3 separate regions of the Homo sapiens genome follow, and all the other regions are linked to region 1. Evidence: chromatin contacts called from ENCODE Hi-C or POLR2A ChIA-PET data. All regions are on one chromosome and are shown on one strand. Each heading gives the region's core, a stretch centred on a gene start or an enhancer-like site at or near the end of the contact. The rest is flanking DNA. Distances are from core to core; before and after follow the strand shown. Region 1 holds the start of ARHGAP12 (Rho GTPase activating protein 12). Region 2 overlaps IATPR (ITGB1 adjacent tumor promoting lncRNA). Region 3 holds the start of ITGB1 (integrin subunit beta 1).

Region 1 (2,521 bases), core at 7-2,506:
CCCAAAAGCCAGCCACAACCAATCGTGTTATTAGAGTGCTAAAAGCCTCTATCCACAACAAACACTCCACTTGGGATGACATTAAAACTTTCGATAAAGGTGTACTTTCAACGTCGTGCTTTAGCCTTTGAAAATACATTTACAAAACTGCAGCTGCAGTCAAAAGGAAAACATCACACGCCTCGAAAGCTGAAGGGCGTGCCTTTTTCTCTAACGAAGACCGTGTGGCCATTTCTTCTCAAAGGGTCTGCAGTCACTTAAGATAGCAACGCGTAAAGGACAGCCGTTCTGAGAAGACAACCAGCTCCCCTGAGATGGGAGGCGGGCTGCACGCTGGTAAAGAGGATTTTTCAATTCAAGGACTTTGAGGAGATTCCGCCCAGATAAGCTGGAGGGGAGCGAATGCACGTCCATCCAGCAGGGGCAGGGCACCGGGAAAGACCGCAAAGAAGAAAGTGTCCGGTTTAAGGTCAACAGTCCTCGAGGGACGCCCCAGGTGGATTCCCCGGGTGGGCTCCCCGGGTGGGTGGAGGCCTGCAAGCCCCACCGCGATTAGGGAGTGGGCCCAGGGCGCGGGAGGGGCCGGGCCGGCCTTTTGCGCACACACACACACACACACACACACCCGCCTTTTGCAGACACACGCGCGCGCACACACCCGCCTTTTGCACATAGACACGCACACACCCGCCTTGTGCACACACGCGCGCACTCTCCCGCACTCACACACACACCCGCGCACCCTCACACTCTCCTCCCTGGGGGCGGGGCGGGCGGGCGCTGCCCTCACACAGGAAGTCAGGAAACCCAGGGGGCAGAGAAGCCACAACTTCGGGCCATTTAAACCCTCTCGCCCACGTCAGCCAATAGGCTGCGCCGGCCCCCTCCCCCTCGGCGCCTAACCCCCGCGCCCAGAGCCCCTCGCTGCGCGCCCGACCTCCCTTTGCGCGCACCTCCGCGGCGCCGCCGCCGCCGCCGCCGCGCCTCCCGCACACGCCTCCCCCCGACTCCACCGCCCTCGGCGGGCACAGCCCGGCCCCGGCGCGCCTTTGTGCAGCGCCTCGCCAACCTGCCCTCCGTCCGCCAGGACCCGCGCCCTGCACCTCACCGGGAGCCCGGCGGCCTCGCAGCAGGCGGCTCCCTTCTTAGTCCGCCCCGCGGCTGCGGGTCGACGACGCGAGCCCGAAGAGCGTTCACACGGCTACGGCCGCGGCCGGCCCGTCCCCGCAGGCTGGCCTCTGAGGGAGGGTAAGTTACAGGGCACGTCGGAGCGCGCCGGCGCGGGGGCGGGGCTCACGTGACGCGCGGGGGCGGGGCGGGAGGCTCACGTGATGGCCCGGGCGAGCTGGGCGGGCGCGGGTCTCCGGGACGGTCTGGGGTGGCTAGGGGGTGCGGCGCCCGGCGGGGATCCGAATAGGGGGCAGCCAGCGTACGGTGTGGGAACTCGGGCCGGCGCGGGAGCCTGCGGTCAAGGGGGCTCAGCACTTTGTAAACAAGGAGTGGGAAGCGTTAAAAAAACGCTCGTAGGGAAAACCAGGGAAGGGCGGACATAGCGCCAGGGTGGCAGGAATGGAGCCCGGGCAAAGACGGCCCTGCCGTGGGCCCTAGCGCTCCCTTCGTCGGCCCCTGGAGCTGCGGCCGGGCGTGGGTCAGTCGTTCACGGGCCCGGAAATTCCACTGGGACACCCGAAAAAGTGCTGCACGCCGCCTGAGGGAGACGGAAAGGGACCCGGGGCACTGAGTCCATTGCTGGGGTCGCCAGGGTACGTGGCAGGACCCGCTGTGCACACTCGGGACTGAGGAGACCCCTGGGACGCGGAGAGCCGCTCCAGGGCAGAACCAGTCCGTCAGCATTTAGCCTTCCACGGGCCTGAGGGTGCGAGCCCTGCGGGGGCCACAGGGTCATTGTCCAAAGTCATCCCCGTTTGCACTGTGGCAGCACCGAACCCGGAAGTAACAGCTTTGGCAGGTCTTTGATGGTGATCCAGTGGCAGGAGGAGCTCAGCTGGAATGGGAATCAGGAAAGAGACCTGGCTTCTGCCATTTATTGGCACTTCACCCTTCTGAACCTCAGCTTTCAAATGAGAGCTGGCTTCTAGGTCTAGAATACAGTGAGTGTGAGAAAAATAACTGAGAGGCGTTGGGACTTCAGTAACTACTCATTCCTTAACCAGTTGTTGATTGTGCCTGTTGTGCCAGGATGAAATATTTGTTAATAATAGAGACCAGAAAGGAGAGGGGGGAAAAAACAAGCATATGTATGATTCAAGCAATGAAGAGCTACTCTCCGGAGTTGGCTCTTTCCTGTGCTTCACTTCGTACTTGAAGATGCCACAATGCCTGGCTTCCTTATCAACCAGCTGAACTCCGAATTGTGCCTTACAGGATGCGAAGAATCCGGTAGGGCAGTGGCAAGACTTTAACAGCTGTGGTTTACAACCTTCTTATTAAATTAAGTCTAATGCGAGCTAAAGTGTTAAGATAGTCTCCATTTAGAAAGGAAAGAGGCTTACAATGAGAA
Region 2 (2,521 bases), core at 8-2,507, 1.2 Mb after region 1:
GCCATCCATGTAAGATGTGACTTGCTCCTCCTTGCCTTCTGCCAAGATTGTGAGGCTACCTCAGCCACGTGGAACTGTAAGTTGATTAAACCTCTCTTTCTTTTGTAAATTGTCTTTATCAGCTTCATGAAAATAGACTAATACAAAGACCTAATTAGGGAATTCCTCAAATACACAAAGGAGTCTACTAAATGCTGGATATCTAAACAACTTCCACTACTTATACCCAGAAACTTAAATCTAACTCAAGCCAGAAAACACCTTTGAAGGTGAAATTTCCAAACAAGAGCAGACTAAATTGGGCTTGTTTTATTAACCCAGGTCTCAGCTTCCTTTGTTACTTGGAGATGAACCTGACTACCTCTACCACGTGCTTCTGGGGCTTTCTGGTTGTTTTTCCAAGGGAGGCAATTCCATAATATACAGGGCACATGTGAAATAAGATACACTGTCTGGGAGACAGCAAGCAGGTTGTCCTAAAGGGTAAGATCTAATTCTTGCATTTAAAATTTTTCCTCTGGAAAATTGTGTCAAATCTCAAAAATAATGCTATATAGGGTAAAATAATGATTTGGAGTTAACTGTACACACAGCCCAATTCCTTTGTGATAATAGGGTTTTTTTTCCTATTATATCAACAGAACAGCACTTTGGAACATATGCACTTGAATACGTGATTTTACCAAATCAAGGAAATTCAGTAAGAATCTTTATGATGCAATTTTACTCTTCAGACTAAAAGTACATAAATACATATCACACACACATTTGATACATAATATAATTATTCTATACCATAATATGTCACATATTAGCATATAATATATGAAATGTAATTATCTGTGATATATAATGAAAATTATATATTAAATATGTATAATTATACATAACATAGTATGTTTATAGCATAGTGTAGCATATAAATTGTCTTATATCTCTTTTTGCTTATTTTCTCCCTTTATCTCATATTAATTATTTGCCCATTTTGAAACTCATGAAGTAACAGTTTAATAAATTAGGTATTATCATTTGCTAAACAGGTGATTAGGGAGAGAGGTAAAGTGATATTTTAAGTAATTTCTTTGGAGTATCTTCTTGCTACTGTGTTCTCTGTTTCTGTCAGTGTAACGGGGAAATTGAAAGTTGGCTAGATATCATTTTAAGCTACTATTCATTTTCATTTCCCCATTTTATTTTTGTGAGACTATTTCACTTGTCAGTTCAAGACGTTAGACACATTTGATTAAATTATCAGTGAGTGATCATTGTGACAGTAAGACGCAGAAGAGGAGAGGTGAAAAACGTTTGCAAAAGAAAAGCAGAGATATAGAAGAATGGGTAGGAAATGAATGGGGTGATGAAACAGAGAAGTCTCAATAAAGCCCCTGATAAACAAAGCCAGGTGTCCCAGCAGAAAACCTTGCTTCCCCCATCCAGCTGTGCTCCACAGGCAGCCCCTCTTTCATCTGGGCAGATCCTTTTCATAGTTAAAATAGCTACTATCAACTTAGGAATAAATGTGCCCACAGTACAGCTTCTTTATAAGAATGGCATCATTCCCTCTTCTGTTAATGGAGATGGTCTCTATCTACATGGATGTATAGAGAAAGGATTTTTAAGACCCACTTTACCCCAGATCTGTTTTACAGCAAAGCTCTTCATGATAAGTTCCAGCCAACATCACATTTCACAGAGCTTGAGAAAGCCAGCGCAGTGGGGAATCCAATCTCCCAGGGTGTGGTAGCATCTTCTTATATATTTGGAGTCCCTTCATACATAAATCAGAGGAGAAGACAGTCATGTAATGCTCACAATTATGGCCTGTGAAGTATGCAAGACCTGGGTCTCAGAAAGCCACAGCTCCACAAGGCATTAGATTTATGCCCATAGCAAATTACCAAAACTCTCAGAAGCCCTTTTGTGCTGGTCCACAGTGGAGGAGAAGTCATGGAATTTTTTCAAGAAGGATGTTGGAAAGATTGCATGAGGAAAAGTTCTCAGGATGCTGTCAGGCATACAGTAATTATTATAATCAGAATATGGTTGTTAATTCTTGTTGATGAAAATAGCCAAACTTTGTAAAATATTTAAAGAGATTTATTCTGAGCTAAATGTAAGGACCATGATCTGTGACACAACCTCAAGAGGTCCTGAGAACATGTGCCCAAGGTGGTTGGGTTACAGCCTGGTTTTATATGTTTTAGGGAGACATAAGATATCAATCAGTACATGTGAGGTACATATTGGTTTGGTCTGGAAAGGCAAGACAATGTGGAGCTGTGGGGGAGGTGGTGAGGAAAAGGGCTTCCAGGTCATAGGTAGATTTAAAGATTTTCTGATTAGCAATTGGTTTAAAGAGTTAAGTTATTATCTAAAGACTGGGAATCAATAGAAAAGAGTGTCTGGGTTAAGATAACGGGCTGTAGAAACCAAGGTTTTTATTATGTAGATGAAGTCTCGTAGGTTGCAGCCCTTAGATACAATAGATGGCAAATGCTTGCTATTCAGATCTTTAAAAGGG
Region 3 (2,521 bases), core at 14-2,513, 1.0 Mb after region 1:
CCCATGCCTTCTCCAGGAGCTCCTGATGACCACAGGCAACTTACTTTTGCTCCCTGTGCCTCAGTTTCTTCACTCGGAAAATGGGAATCGAAACAGTACCAATCTCATTAGAGCGGTTCCAGAATTAAATAATACATGTAAAATGCCTAGAGCTAAACTTGGCCCTCACTGTCATTATTATAAAAATGAATTATTAATGTAGATATTACTGTTCCTATTTCACAGATGAGGAAACGGAAGCTTAGAGAATGCAACTTACTAATGATCATACCAATGAGTGCAAAGTTTTGGACTCAAAAGCACGAATTTGATTAAATAAAAGTTACTTAGAGAGTAGGAGTCTCATAAATCCAATTTATGAAGCCTAAGAAATGACACGCGGTAAAATGATACTAGACACAGGCCGGGCTCTCAGGCTCGCGGACCGGGTCTGAGCACAAGCTGGCCATGGCCATGCGTCCTGGTCCCGGGGTGCCCGGCAGGGACCGGCGACTCTTGACGTTTATAAACACGGGGAAGTGGACTGCACTGCCGCCACCGCACCCCCGGTCCCCAGCGGCTCCACTAAGCCAACTTCTACCCGGCTCCCGCCGCCCCCGCCCGCGGCGCTGGCCCCAGGGCCGCCTCCTGGCAGCCGGAGGAGACCAGTCCCCGTCGCGGGCGCCGACGGCTGGCTCGACGCTGCTCCAAGGACAGCAGCTCGCGAGGGAGCGAGAGACAAAGGCACCGGACCCGTCCAGGGGAGCGCCGAGTCCCAAACGCCGAGCCCCGGGTGGCCTCGCTGGCTCCCACCTGCGCTTGCCCAGCCCGGCGGGAGACCGCAGGTGTCAGGGGCCGTTCGGGCCCGGTCCCCCGCAGCTCCGGCAGCCCCGACGTGACAGCGCCCAGGCCGGCGACCCTCACGTTCGGAACGCGGCTGGGCTGGCTCTGCGCCCGGGGGCTGCCAGCGCCGGGGACCCGAGGCGGGTGGCGGCGTGCGGACTTCCTCCTGGACTAGCCTGGAATCCTGCCCCAGCCCCCAACCGCTGGCGGCCGCCCCCGCCCCCGCCCCCGCCCCCACCCCCACGCCCGGCACAAAGGTCCCGGCGCGGCCCGGCCGGCGGCTTTAAGTGCTGCCGCGCACAGGAGACCGGAGGCCGCGGCCCGCGCTCCCACACCCGAGGCCCGCCGGCCCCTACCTTTTCCGCGCGGCGTCCGGGGCCCGGCGCGGTGGGCTCGGGCCTGCTGTTCCGCGACTCCCGCTGGGCCTCTCCCGCGGGCTGGCGGGGCCTCCCGGGTGTCGGGCGCGGCGGGTGGCGGCGGCTCCTCCTCCTCAGGGGCGGGAGGAGGGGACTCGGCGGCCCAGAGCCGCCCCCCGGCAGGAAACCAGCCGCGGCCCCGCCTCCTCTGCGCGTCTGATCCCGCTCCCGAGGCCGCCGCCGCCCTCTCCCTCCGGAAACGCATTCCTCTCCCGCCGCGTCAGCCCGGCCCGGGGCTAGGAGGAGGCGGAGGATGGGGCAGGAAGTGCGACCGGGACAAAGGAACCGGCTGCGCGGGAGCGCGCCTGAGGGAGGCCGCGGGGGGCAGGGCCGGGACTGCGTTGAGACAGTCGCCGTGCCTCAGTTTCCTCCTCTGCGAAGGGCGGGAGGAGTCGGACGCGCCCTAGAGCCCCGCGCGTTCCTGGTGTAGCCTGCTGGGCCCGTGTTCTTTAAGTTCCTCTTCCTCGGAGCCGCGCGTTCGACCCTCGCTCCCGTTTGTCCACTGATGTCCCGTTTCGAGCCCGGGAGATCCTGCATCTCGGAAGCCCCCTGAGTCCCGAGGCAAATCGGGACCGTGAGCCCCCCTACCCTGCAGGGCTCCATGGGGCCAAAAACCACGTGGTCCTTCTGGAAGGGAACTGGCTAAGCCAGGACTGCTTTTCTGGAGTGATAATGTGCTTGCCTGTGTCTAAGAGAAAGGTGAAGAATTGGGAAACCCATGGGTGTCACGAAGGGTGGTGAGACTGGGGAACGTTTTAGAAAACCTGGTGAGTTGCGTCCTGCTTTTGATAGATTTATCTGGAGGTACCTTTATGGGGAACAGGGATGAGAAGGAAAAGTTTCTTCCTAAGGAGTACAGTTTCTGTTTCACCTCTTAAAAAAAAAAAATTTGGAGATTGGGGCTGGAAACAACGTTTGAAAGAGAAGGAAACATTCATTATGAGAATGGCTGAACGCATGTCGATTCGATGATTGAAGTCTGTACCAGCCAAAATCATACTGAAACCCAGTAATTTAGTATATGCTACTGGCAAGCTGCTATCCTGGTAGCAGAAAATGCTGTGGGTTCCGCTTGGTGAGCTGCAGCACCCTGTTGGGAAAAGAGCTCAAAAATTACCAGATTTATGAAATAGAAGTGTTTCTCTTGCAGGAGATTAGGGACTGGAATGCCCATTTGGCTGCTGCCAATCAATATAAGAGAAAATGAAGCGATCACATCTAAGAAAATTTGCTCATTACTTACCAGCAAAATCAAAACTTGATTAGCCAATCTGAAGACCTCT

What was found. A loop is a pair of places that touch in the nucleus more often than their neighbours do. ChIA-PET counts read pairs that join two places held with the same protein, here RNA polymerase II (POLR2A). Pooled maps may share reads with other maps.
Region 2: a loop to region 1 is called in a pooled map, with 5 times the contacts of the local background. The contact joins the enhancer-like site here to the promoter of ARHGAP12 in region 1. A Hi-C loop is called at or near these places in 1 of 37 single-sample maps with no recorded cell type and 2 of 50 pooled maps. POLR2A ChIA-PET finds 5 or more read pairs at or near these places in 1 of 52 experiments (activated T-cell).
Region 3: a map of CD8-positive, alpha-beta T cell shows a loop between it and region 1 (6-fold over the local background). The contact joins the promoter of ITGB1 here to the promoter of ARHGAP12 in region 1. A Hi-C loop is called at or near these places in 1 of 168 maps with a recorded cell type or tissue (CD8-positive, alpha-beta T cell), 6 of 37 single-sample maps with no recorded cell type and 14 of 50 pooled maps. POLR2A ChIA-PET finds 5 or more read pairs at or near these places in 1 of 52 experiments (activated B cell).

Annotation. Positions count from the first base shown.
Region 1 is chr10:31,927,575-31,930,095 of GRCh38, forward strand. It overlaps ARHGAP12 (Rho GTPase activating protein 12), which reads right to left and starts at 1,257. Exons shown (of 20, transcript NM_018287.7): 1 at 1,109-1,257. LOC107984219 (a long non-coding RNA gene) reads left to right here. Exons shown (of 3, transcript XR_001747415.2): 1 at 1-469; 2 at 1,088-1,248. RefSeq lists a silencer at 929-1,428.
Region 2 is chr10:33,094,839-33,097,359 of GRCh38, forward strand. The region is part of intron 1 of IATPR (ITGB1 adjacent tumor promoting lncRNA); the gene reads right to left. Among named protein-coding and RNA genes, the nearest start is that of IATPR, 21 kb to the right of the region's middle. RefSeq lists an enhancer at 1,129-1,794. Within about 2 kb of position 1,258, at least 2 of the 41 ENCODE cell types and tissues checked have a DNase peak (open chromatin) inside an H3K27ac peak, as active enhancers do.
Region 3 is chr10:32,956,967-32,959,487 of GRCh38, forward strand. ITGB1 (integrin subunit beta 1) reads right to left here and starts at 1,264. Exons shown (of 16, transcript NM_002211.4): 1 at 1,179-1,264. RefSeq lists silencers at 1-123, 517-966, 1,037-1,616 and an enhancer at 1,787-1,836.